Regions from separate parts of the Homo sapiens genome. Here region 2 is linked to region 1. A link is a contact called in ENCODE Hi-C or POLR2A ChIA-PET data. All regions are on one chromosome and are shown on one strand. Each heading gives the region's core, a stretch centred on a gene start or an enhancer-like site at or near the end of the contact. The rest is flanking DNA. Distances are from core to core; before and after follow the strand shown.

Evidence for each region. A loop is a pair of places that touch in the nucleus more often than their neighbours do. ChIA-PET counts read pairs that join two places held with the same protein, here RNA polymerase II (POLR2A). Pooled maps may share reads with other maps.
Region 2: a pooled map shows a loop between it and region 1 (1.9-fold over the local background). The contact joins two enhancer-like sites. A Hi-C loop is called at or near these places in 2 of 50 pooled maps. POLR2A ChIA-PET finds 5 or more read pairs at or near these places in 2 of 52 experiments (GM10248 and WTC11).

What each region holds. Positions count from the first base shown.
Region 1 is chr1:100,186,277-100,191,148 of GRCh38, reverse strand. It overlaps DBT (dihydrolipoamide branched chain transacylase E2), which reads left to right. Exons shown (of 11, transcript NM_001918.5): 11 at 1-4,230. Among named protein-coding and RNA genes, the nearest start is that of LRRC39, 10 kb to the right of the region's middle. RefSeq lists an enhancer at 2,335-2,484. Within about 2 kb of position 2,293, at least 10 of the 41 ENCODE cell types and tissues checked have a DNase peak (open chromatin) inside an H3K27ac peak, as active enhancers do.
Region 2 is chr1:100,385,570-100,390,441 of GRCh38, reverse strand. All of the region lies in intron 3 of CDC14A (cell division cycle 14A), which reads right to left. Among named protein-coding and RNA genes, the nearest start is that of CDC14A, 36 kb to the right of the region's middle. Within about 2 kb of position 2,586, at least 5 of the 41 ENCODE cell types and tissues checked have a DNase peak (open chromatin) inside an H3K27ac peak, as active enhancers do.

The DNA.
Region 1 (4,872 bases), core at 1,044-3,543:
TAGCTTTAATGCTCTACTCTTATACTGGCACCTTAATTATGGTAAAAGGTAAAAGGTTAAGTTAAAATTCCCAATCCTAGTTATTTGGTCAAACAGAAGATTAACAGAACTCCATGGCTTACCACAGGAATATTTATCAAGAGAAAAAGAAGATACCTATTTGAATTTACATGACACTTTCTGTGAAATATCTGGATTACCAGATTAGTCTGAAACAAATGCCTTCCAAATTCTACAGCGCATGCCCAAGGCACTCTTTACAGTACCTGTTCGGGTCTTTTCTTCTAATTTTAAGCACCTACCCAAACGTCTTCCCAGGCTTGTCATAATAAGCAAATAACCTCAGAGCAGACAAAGTGATTCAATCTAAGAACCTTGAATTTCTCTCCTTTTCACCTCAAAATTTCTATTCTCACACTTTCTTTTTGTTTCTCTTTCCGAGAAGTGGTTCTCCATCAGCAAATACCAACTGTTTTCTGTCCTCTATTATTTATTCCATCTCTTCCTCCTGATCCCTGCCCCATGTTGAACCCCCATTGCCCCACTTTGATCCTTCAGTCTCTTCCTCACATCCAGAACTGTACCAGATTTACTCCCTTAGCACACTGATTAAAATTTATTTCCATTTCCTTATGGAGGAGGTATTAGAGACTGATCCCAGACCTCTACAAATTTCATTGTGGCAGGGTAATGTTATGTGTCCATAAACCTTGTTCCTTTTCTTTCAGCCTGCAGTTAGGTAGAGCCATGTCATTTATTTGTAACTATTAGAATATGGGTATATGGGTTGAAGTAATGTAGGCCATTTCCAGACATGGCCCATAACACTTCTCAAGAGATTCTTCATATTCTATCTCTTCCCCTCCAACATGCACCCTTCAAGGTTGAAGATGGCACCACACAAGATAGAAGGAGCCAGTGTTCCAAATGACTAGGCAGAGCAGAATGCTCCCCTCCCTACACCCTAGCACCAATTGGTTTGGATGTGATAGTTGAATAATACACTTTTATTGTTTTAAGACATTAATATTTTGAGATTAATCTGCAAGTCTAGTTAGTAAAACTCGAACTCTGAGCTGTCTAATGCAGTAGCCTCTAGCCACATGTAGCTATTTAAATTTAAATTTTAATTTTAATTAATCAAAATTCAACTCAGATATACTAGCCACATTTCAATTGCTCAGTAGCCACACTAATTAAATTTAAATTTAAATAGCTACATGTGGCTTATAGCACCATACCAGATAGCACAGATGTAGACTGTTTCCATCATCACAGAAAATTCTATTGGATAGTGCTGCCTTAACTAATAAGACACAAATGTTCTTATTTTTTAAATAGTCCCTAAAACAAACGAAAAACAAAGAACTCCCTTCTCTAATGGCAAATTTCAGTTTGCCTAAAAGAAGACTCAGAATGCTTTTCTTATATTGTTACCTCTGACTGCCACTAAATGAATAAATTTCCTGTCTTGCTCCTTCTGCCAAACTTCTTGAATGGGTGATCTTTAACTCCTTGCAATCCTGGCTTTTTTCCCCAGTGCTCACCTGTAATCAGTGTTGGCCACAACTCCCACCCAGATGTCTCCTAAATAGTTCTCTGAACCCACCTCTGTCCTGATCTACAGACATTCATTCCAATGCTTTAGCATTTCAAGGTCATCAAATGACTCAGTGACATCTCAGACAGTCAGACAGACCAGGTCAACTATGAACTATTTATGCCAAACCTTACATGGTTCATGTTATCCTTGCTATCCCATCAAAATAACCACAGGCTTTTTTTTTTTTTTTTTTTAATTTTTGAGATGGAGTCTCACTCTGTCACCCCGACTAGAGTGCAGTGGTGCGATCTCGGCTCTGCTCACTGCAACCTCCGTCTCCTGGGTTCAAACAGTGCTCATTCCTCAACTCCCAAGTAGCTGAGATTACAGGCATGCACCATCACGCCTGGCTAATTTTTCTATTTTTAGCAGAGATGGGGTTTCGCCATGTTGGCCAGGCTGGTCTCGAACTCCTGACCTCAAGTGATCTGCCCGCCTCCACCTCACAAAGCTTTGGGATTACAGGCATGAGCCACGGTGCCTGGCCTGCAGCCTCCTTTATTTTACAAAAGGCATTACCACTTAAACACTGAAGATAGCACGAATCTCTGATGTTTGCAAGTTCAGAATAAAATGGAAATGAAAATTCATTATGTGGCAGTCTCAGTACTGAGCACAAAGGCTTTTAACCACAAGCAAATTACTGTGCTAGCCAGACCGTGTGAGAGAACTCCAGGCCAGCTTGCTAAAACTGAGCAGGAGAATTTGGAGAGAGTCCAGAGGAGAGCCACAGAAACAACTGAAGCATGACAAGAATAATTGCAGTTCTGTTATAGAGAGGTCATCTATATCAGGCTTTTATGGAGTACCATGTGGAATGTTACCACGCAGAGCATGGGGAACAGCTGTTGTGACTCAACAAGAGACAGGACAGAAGAAATGAGAACAGGTGGAAGATCAATAATTTAGGTTTGATATGGGGAAAGATGGAACAGTCAAAGGGATTCACACTGATTTTTGGCTGAGCAGAAGGCAGAGTCTCCTCCAACGGGCAATGTAAGTGCCCCCACTCATCTACACCCCGAGAAGAGCCATCAAACTGTATTAAACTTGGAAAAAGCTATTTAACTTCAAGTGTGCTGCGAGAAAACTTCATAATAGTTCCTAAGATGTGCTAAAAAGTAAAGTCCAAAAAGATCATAAAGTCTGTAGAGAAGTTCTAAGAGTGCAGTCAGCTATAAAAACCTAGCAATTTAATTTCTTAGAAAAATGTAGCTGGAGTTCAAACTGTAGTAACAAAGGCAAGTAAATTAAGTTGTGGGCAGGTGTAATTAAGTTAATAGGAATGGCAGGGATGAATATAAATCAGAACAGGACTAACAGTTTGAAACATTAGATATTCAAATGCTCAGAGCTGATGAGCCGAGCCACTACGCTAACAACTCTGCAAACCAAAGGTTTCACAAATTGCACAAGAACCTGGCCTCGATCCCATTGTGTTGCTGGCATAAGATTAGAAGGGCCTGTTGGTTCAATTGTTGCTTTGGACAGAGGAGGACAAACTTGCCACAGTGAAGAAATCATTTTTAAAAACCACCACTGTCCTTTAGTGCACTAATTTCTCTAATAACTAGGTGTATATTAGAAATAATGATATATAAGTGCAGTATACTCCAGTTTCAACAGAATGGTGTCACTTCTGTAAAATGTTGATTTTCAGATTGTCATACTTTCTAAATACAAAAATTTGTCACAGCTTCCACATTTACAAGATATTAAACATTCCATAAAATATTTGTAGAAATATGAAAAACCAATTTTTGTAGTTGCCTTTTGAAATGTATACAAAATATCCCACATGGGCAACATGGTAAAACCTCGTCTCTACAAAAAAAAAAAAAAAAATACAAAAAGTTAGCCAGGCCTGGTGGTGCACGCCTGTGGTCCCAGCTACTCGGGAAGCTGAAGTGAGATCACCTGTGCCCAGGAGGTCGAAGCTGCAGTGAGCTGTGATTGCACCACTGCACTCCAGCCTGGGTGACAGAGTGAGACTTTGTCTCAAATAAACAAAAAGAGACATATACAAAATATATTAGAAAGTTGGGTTAATATCCTACAAACAAAGTATTACATAGTTTGCACAGGATTATGTGTGTAAAAAGTTTTAAATTCAGTATAGCTTTTATTTCTGCAGAACTAAAAGTAGTGCATAAAAATAAAAGTGGGATGAGCATATCTTTTTAATTTGCTATGCAGTAAAAAGTATCTCAGTCAACATATAGGAAACCAGTGCCATTTCTGTATCATTTGACACCGAAGGGGTATTGTTTTTTGTTTTGTTTTGTTTTTCTTTTGAAGAAAGACTTTTATGTCTTTTATTCTATTCTTCCGATTTGGGGTTTAAATTACCCCCAATAAGTTTGCAGAATATTCTGATTACTACTGCTTAGGTGATATATTTCATATGAGAACTATCTTTACACAATGGGAAAAAATATGGTAACCACTTCATTCATCAGAGAAGTTGTGTTTTGTTTACTTGTATTTTGTTTGCTAAATGAAATTGGTTATTTAGACTCATGGCATGCTTTTTCTCAAATGGAGATTTAAAAGTCATTTCCAATGTCCTTCTAACTTCTGGCCAATTCCCAGTAGGCTATAGAATAAACAGTTTTCATATAATAGTCTCTAGTGTCTCCACTGTTGATTGGTTTACAGAAACGACGGTGGTGGTGGTGTTGATGGTGGGGTGTGTGCGTGTGTGTGTGTGTGTGTGTGTGTGTGTGTGTATGAAAAATGACAACTGGCACAAAACAAACCTAAAAATCAGAAGTACATTTTAATTCCTAGTTAAAAACATTAACTTTTTATTCATAAAATACATATTTAATAATAGAAAAAAGAAAAGGGAATAATTAGCACTTAAAATGAACAATTTTTCTTAGCTATTTTAGTAACTTAAATATTTAAGGTATTAAAAGATTGAAACTGTGGGCCGGGGTCATGCCTGTAATCCCAGCACTTTGGGAGACTGAGGTGGGTGGATCACCCGAGGTCAGGAGTTTGAGACCAGCCTGGCCAACATAGTGAAACCCCATCTCTACTAAAAAATACAAAAATTAGCTGGGTGTGGTGGTGGGTGCCTGTAGTCCCAGCTACTTGGGAGGCTGAGGCAGGAGAATTGCTTGAACCTGGGAGGTGAAGGTTGCAGTGAGCCCAGATCACACCACTGCACTCCAGCCTGGGCAACAGAGCAAGACTCTGTCTCAAAAAAAAAGATTGAAACTGTGGGGAAATGTAGCAGAAGTCATATGAGACTGACTGGAATC
Region 2 (4,872 bases), core at 1,337-3,836, 200 kb before region 1:
TTTTTGACTATTTATTCTAAATCTTCTACAGAAAGTCTCTTCACACTTTGTTACCCCCTACATGCCACTCCAACTCCCAGGAATATTATCTATAGTTTTCATATAACACAATTTTTTAAAATGTCAACCAGTTTACTATGATCTCCAAAAAATCGTATTTTTGAAGACCAATATTAGTATTTTATTTCTGGGATGTTATATAACAACCCCCTTTTAATATCTGAAAATACTTGGTTAATGGAAAAATACCATTAAAAAATTATATCAGCAAACATCTTAATACAACACATTACAATAGCCATCTATTAAATTCATGAATTCAGACAGTTATTAAGCACCTGTTATATGCCAGGCAATATGCTGCATGCTCAAGTATTTAACTAAGTTCAAAATAATCAACATGGTATGTTGTACACATGCTAAACATGAAAAGAAATGACAAAAAGATCTGGTAAAATGAAATCAAATTATTAATCAAAACTCGAATAAGTATAAGACAATGAGAACACAATGTAACTCAATGAAATCTGCTTGATTTCCTCACTTTTCAAAATTTATGTATTTTGACAATTGATTTTCTAAATATAGGTACATAAACTGTCTTTAATGAGCTAGCAAAAAAAACACAGGCACAAAAGTACATTTCAGTATTTGTCTATAAATTCACATTGACTATAAAAGCAGCTTTTTCTATCTTATACATTGACTACAACACACAGAAAATCCCTGCTTTTAGAACCTCTTTAAAAAAGGTAAATAGAGCTCAACTATGTACTTTTCTTGATCCTGCTATTGTCTACAAATTAAAAAAAAACTCTTCCATCTCTGAAGCCCGTTCTAAGATGAAACTGCAACACTCTGGCTTTACCATGTAACCACAGAAAGTGTATCCCTCCAATGAGCCAGGAAATCTTCACTCCAAGTCAGGCATTTCTTTTATAACCAAAAATCATATATATATATACACATATATATATATTTTTTTTTTTTGAGACAGATTCTCGCTTTGTCACCCAGGCTGGAGTGCAGTGGCGCAACCTCGGCTCACTGCAACCTCCGCCTCCCAGGTTCAAGCCATTCTCTTGCCTCCCATGCAGCTGGGACTACAGGCACCCACAACCACGCCCGGCTAATTTTTGTATTTTTAGTAGAGACAGAGTTTCACCATGTTGGCCAGGCTGGTCTCGAACTCCTAGAATCACATTATCTGAAAATGGCTGTACCCTTTTATCTTTTACCTTTTTTTTTTTTTTTTTTTTTTGAGACAGGGTCTTGCTCTGTCACCCAGCACCCAGGCTGGAGCGCAGTGGCATGATCTGGCTCACTGCAGCCTTGACCTCTCAGCCTCAATCGATCCTCTCACCTCGGCCTCCTGAGTAGCTGGGACCACAGGCACATGCCACCATGCCTGGCAAATATTTGTATTTTTCGTAGAGGTGAGGTCTTACCATGTTGTCCAGGCTGGTCTCGAACTCCTGGGCTTAAGTGATCCACCTGCCTTGGCCTCCCAAAGTGCTGAGATTACAGGCATGAGCCACAACACCCAGCCAGTAGTGCCCTTTTTATTAAACTTTTAAAAATTAGTATGTAAGGCCAGGTGTGATGGCTCATGCCTGTAATTCCAACACTTTGAGAGGCCAAAGCAGGAGAATCACTTAGGGCTGGGAATTTGAGACTAGCCCAGGCAACATAGTAAGACCTCATCTCTACAAAAAGACTGGATAGGAGTATCACTTAAGCTCAGGAGATGGAGGCTGCAGTGAGCCATGATCACACCACAGCAGTACAGCCTGGGCAACAGAACAAGAATTTGTCTCAAAAACAAACAAACAAAAATCAAACAAAAAAAATTAGTATTTGACTCAAAGAAAGTATCTTATTGCCAATGCCCTTATTTCCTGACAGGTTTATACAAATACTCCTATGAAATAAAGAGAGAACAAAGGCACAGCATTTAATTCAGCTCAGTTGAGTTGATGCATTGAAGTTACCTAGGGATGTAAAGGTTACAACCAATGGTGCTGACACTTGATTCTTTGCTTTCTCAATTTGGAACTACTGACTGCCTGAACATTGCCTTTTTCTGTTTTATTTCATTGTCTCATTGTCTGTTGGGTGGTTGGTTGGTTTTGCCACTTATTTGTTCCCCATCAATAAGTTATGTTTGATTTACCAAAAAGGAAATAAAGGCTCTTCAGACCTAAGCATCTCCTATCATCTCTGAATTGCAAATATCTAAATACTGCCTTACACAGGCCAGGCTCTCAATAAACATGAGTCAGACTGAGCATAGGGACTCGACGCTCTTATGGCTCCCAGCCTCTCCCTATTTACATTTCCTAATTCCCTAAAATACCTGTGGGGAAGAAAATATCAACAGTCTATCTTCAAGTCTGGATTATCATTTTTGATGCTCTTTTCTACTAAGAATTTAGGTTTTATGACAAACTACTGCTATTGGTTAATAATGTGAAACTGTATTTATTTTACAAATCTACTTGCTGAAAGGGACAAGTTATAGTGCTGTTCTTTCATCACTGATGCTTATTTCTTCCTTGGGTTTTTTTGGAGGGGGTTGGGGGGAGTAGAATCTTTTGTGTTTACTTGGTTTCGTTTTTTCTCTCTCGCATTCTAAAGTATATAGAATACAGAGACTTATCCTGGAACATGAGCCATAAAACTAAAGGACAGAACTCTGAGGAAGACTTTCTTTTCACTGTATAGCTATAAATATTATTTAAGTAAATATAATACAAATTAACACTTTAAAGATTTTAGAAGAATGCTTAAACTTTATAAGCTTTCATAAATTACATCAGATAGAGAATGATCTTCACAAAATCTTCCTAGAAACTTTATTTTAAAATATTTCCTATGAGAAACTCCCCACAGGAAGCAAACATAACTGACTTCTTTTTAGAGCTTTCTGCCTGATTTTTAGGAAAATGTTTAAAGCTGCTAGCATTTACTTTGCTTAGGTATTTTTGGAATTCAGTTTCCTCGGTTAAGTTTCAAAAGCACACCAGCCAAGAAATGATTTCCTGCTTAGCGAAGCTTGGCCAGCATCTCCGAGGTCAAATCACTGAGAGGTGAGTTCTCTCACTCGAGGAATCAAAACGAATTCAAAGTTAATGAGAGCAGAGAAAAATCTACTAATCTCAAAATTAGACCTTGTCCTAATTTCCTAATTAATTTTCTAATTAATCTCAAATTTGCTAATATCAAAATTAGGCCTTTTGCTAATGTCTTTCCTTTTCACAACTGGGCCTCCCTCTTATGGTCATCCTGGCCCACAGTTTTCTACCAGTGATGCTGTTCAACAGAGAAGATACTTTGGTATTGGAATAAAAATTTGAGGGGTAACAAAATATTTTGTCCGTTGTTTAGCTGATGTTTTATATGAGTGGGCTGATTTAAAAAAAAAAAACTCTTTAATGTTTTTTCCTCTCAAATTTTAAGCATGTCCCCCACTTAAAAAATACTATTACATAATCAAAGCACCCTAGAAGAAGCAATACTAACACCCAGTGGAGACATCGATGATTGAAGTACCTTCTATGGAACATTAACTTCTCTTTTGAGATCTTTCATGGAAGAACTTTACCATGCAGACAAAGTCACAGTTTGGAGACAATAGGACAGGACTCTATGTATGAGCCCAGTCAATGTTTTCTCAGATTCTGCCCTAATATCAGGAGAATATCATGCCTCTAAATTGGACAGTGGCCTCTTCCTTACTCTGGTCTGTCTCCTCTGTAGCTGGGACCACAGGAAGGTGTCACCATGCCTGGCTAATTTTTGTATTTTTAGTAGAGATGGGGTTTCACTATGTTGGCTAGGCTGGTCTTGAACTCCTGACCTCAAGTGATCTGCTCACCCCAGCCTCCCAAAGTGCAGGGATTACAAAGCAAATATGATGAGTGGGCCCTTCAAGGAGAACACTTGCAAGGTTACATCATAGCCACAGGCTTTCAATGAGCTACCTGCTCTATTACAGATTATTTTCTGCTTTACACAAGAAGCTCACAGGTTACAAAAACACTGTATGCCATAGCAAAGTGAAGTTTAAAATTGGTCAATTCCAATAAATACAGTGTAAATATAAAATAGAGAGGGTCACAGAAAGAATACTGAGACCTCTGGACTATTTGCCAGCTCTGTAGCAGCACAGCACATGACCCATTACAAATCACAATCTGCAGCCAGCCACTATCCACCTTATGTTTTAGATTTCTATCTTGAAACTGGAACAAATACTCTTCTTTTTTTTTTTTTTAAATACTATCTCACTCTGTCACCCAGGCTGGAATACAGTGGCATGATCTTGGCTCACTGCAACCTCCACTTCCCAGGTTCAAGCAATTCTCATGCCTCAGCCTCCTGAGTAGCTGGGACTACAGGCAGGTGACACCACGCCTGGCTAATTTTTGTATTTTTAGTAGAGATGGGGTTTCACCATGTTGGCCAGGCTGGTCTTGAACTCCTGACCTCAAGTGATCTGCTCACCCCGACCTCTCAAAGTGCGGGGATTACAAAGCAAATACCCTTCTGAACTTTCTAAACTGAAGTGGACATAGCCAGCCCTCTATAATAACCGCAACAACAGCTCGCATTTATTGCTCACTTGTGACATTCCACCATTATCCAAAGCAATAGGAATGGCACCAGAGGGGTCCAGTTTAATCAGACACATAACGTCTCCCAGACTAGGGGTCCTGGGCAAGGCTAAAATATAATGAGCACACTGTGTTTTACAAGGAGAACATAAGCCCAGAGTCAGAGAGGGCCTTTGACGAACATTTACACAGTAAGAGTAGTAAGCAGGATCAGTCCAAAACTTTCTCACAGAGCCTGATAATTTGTGTAAATCTT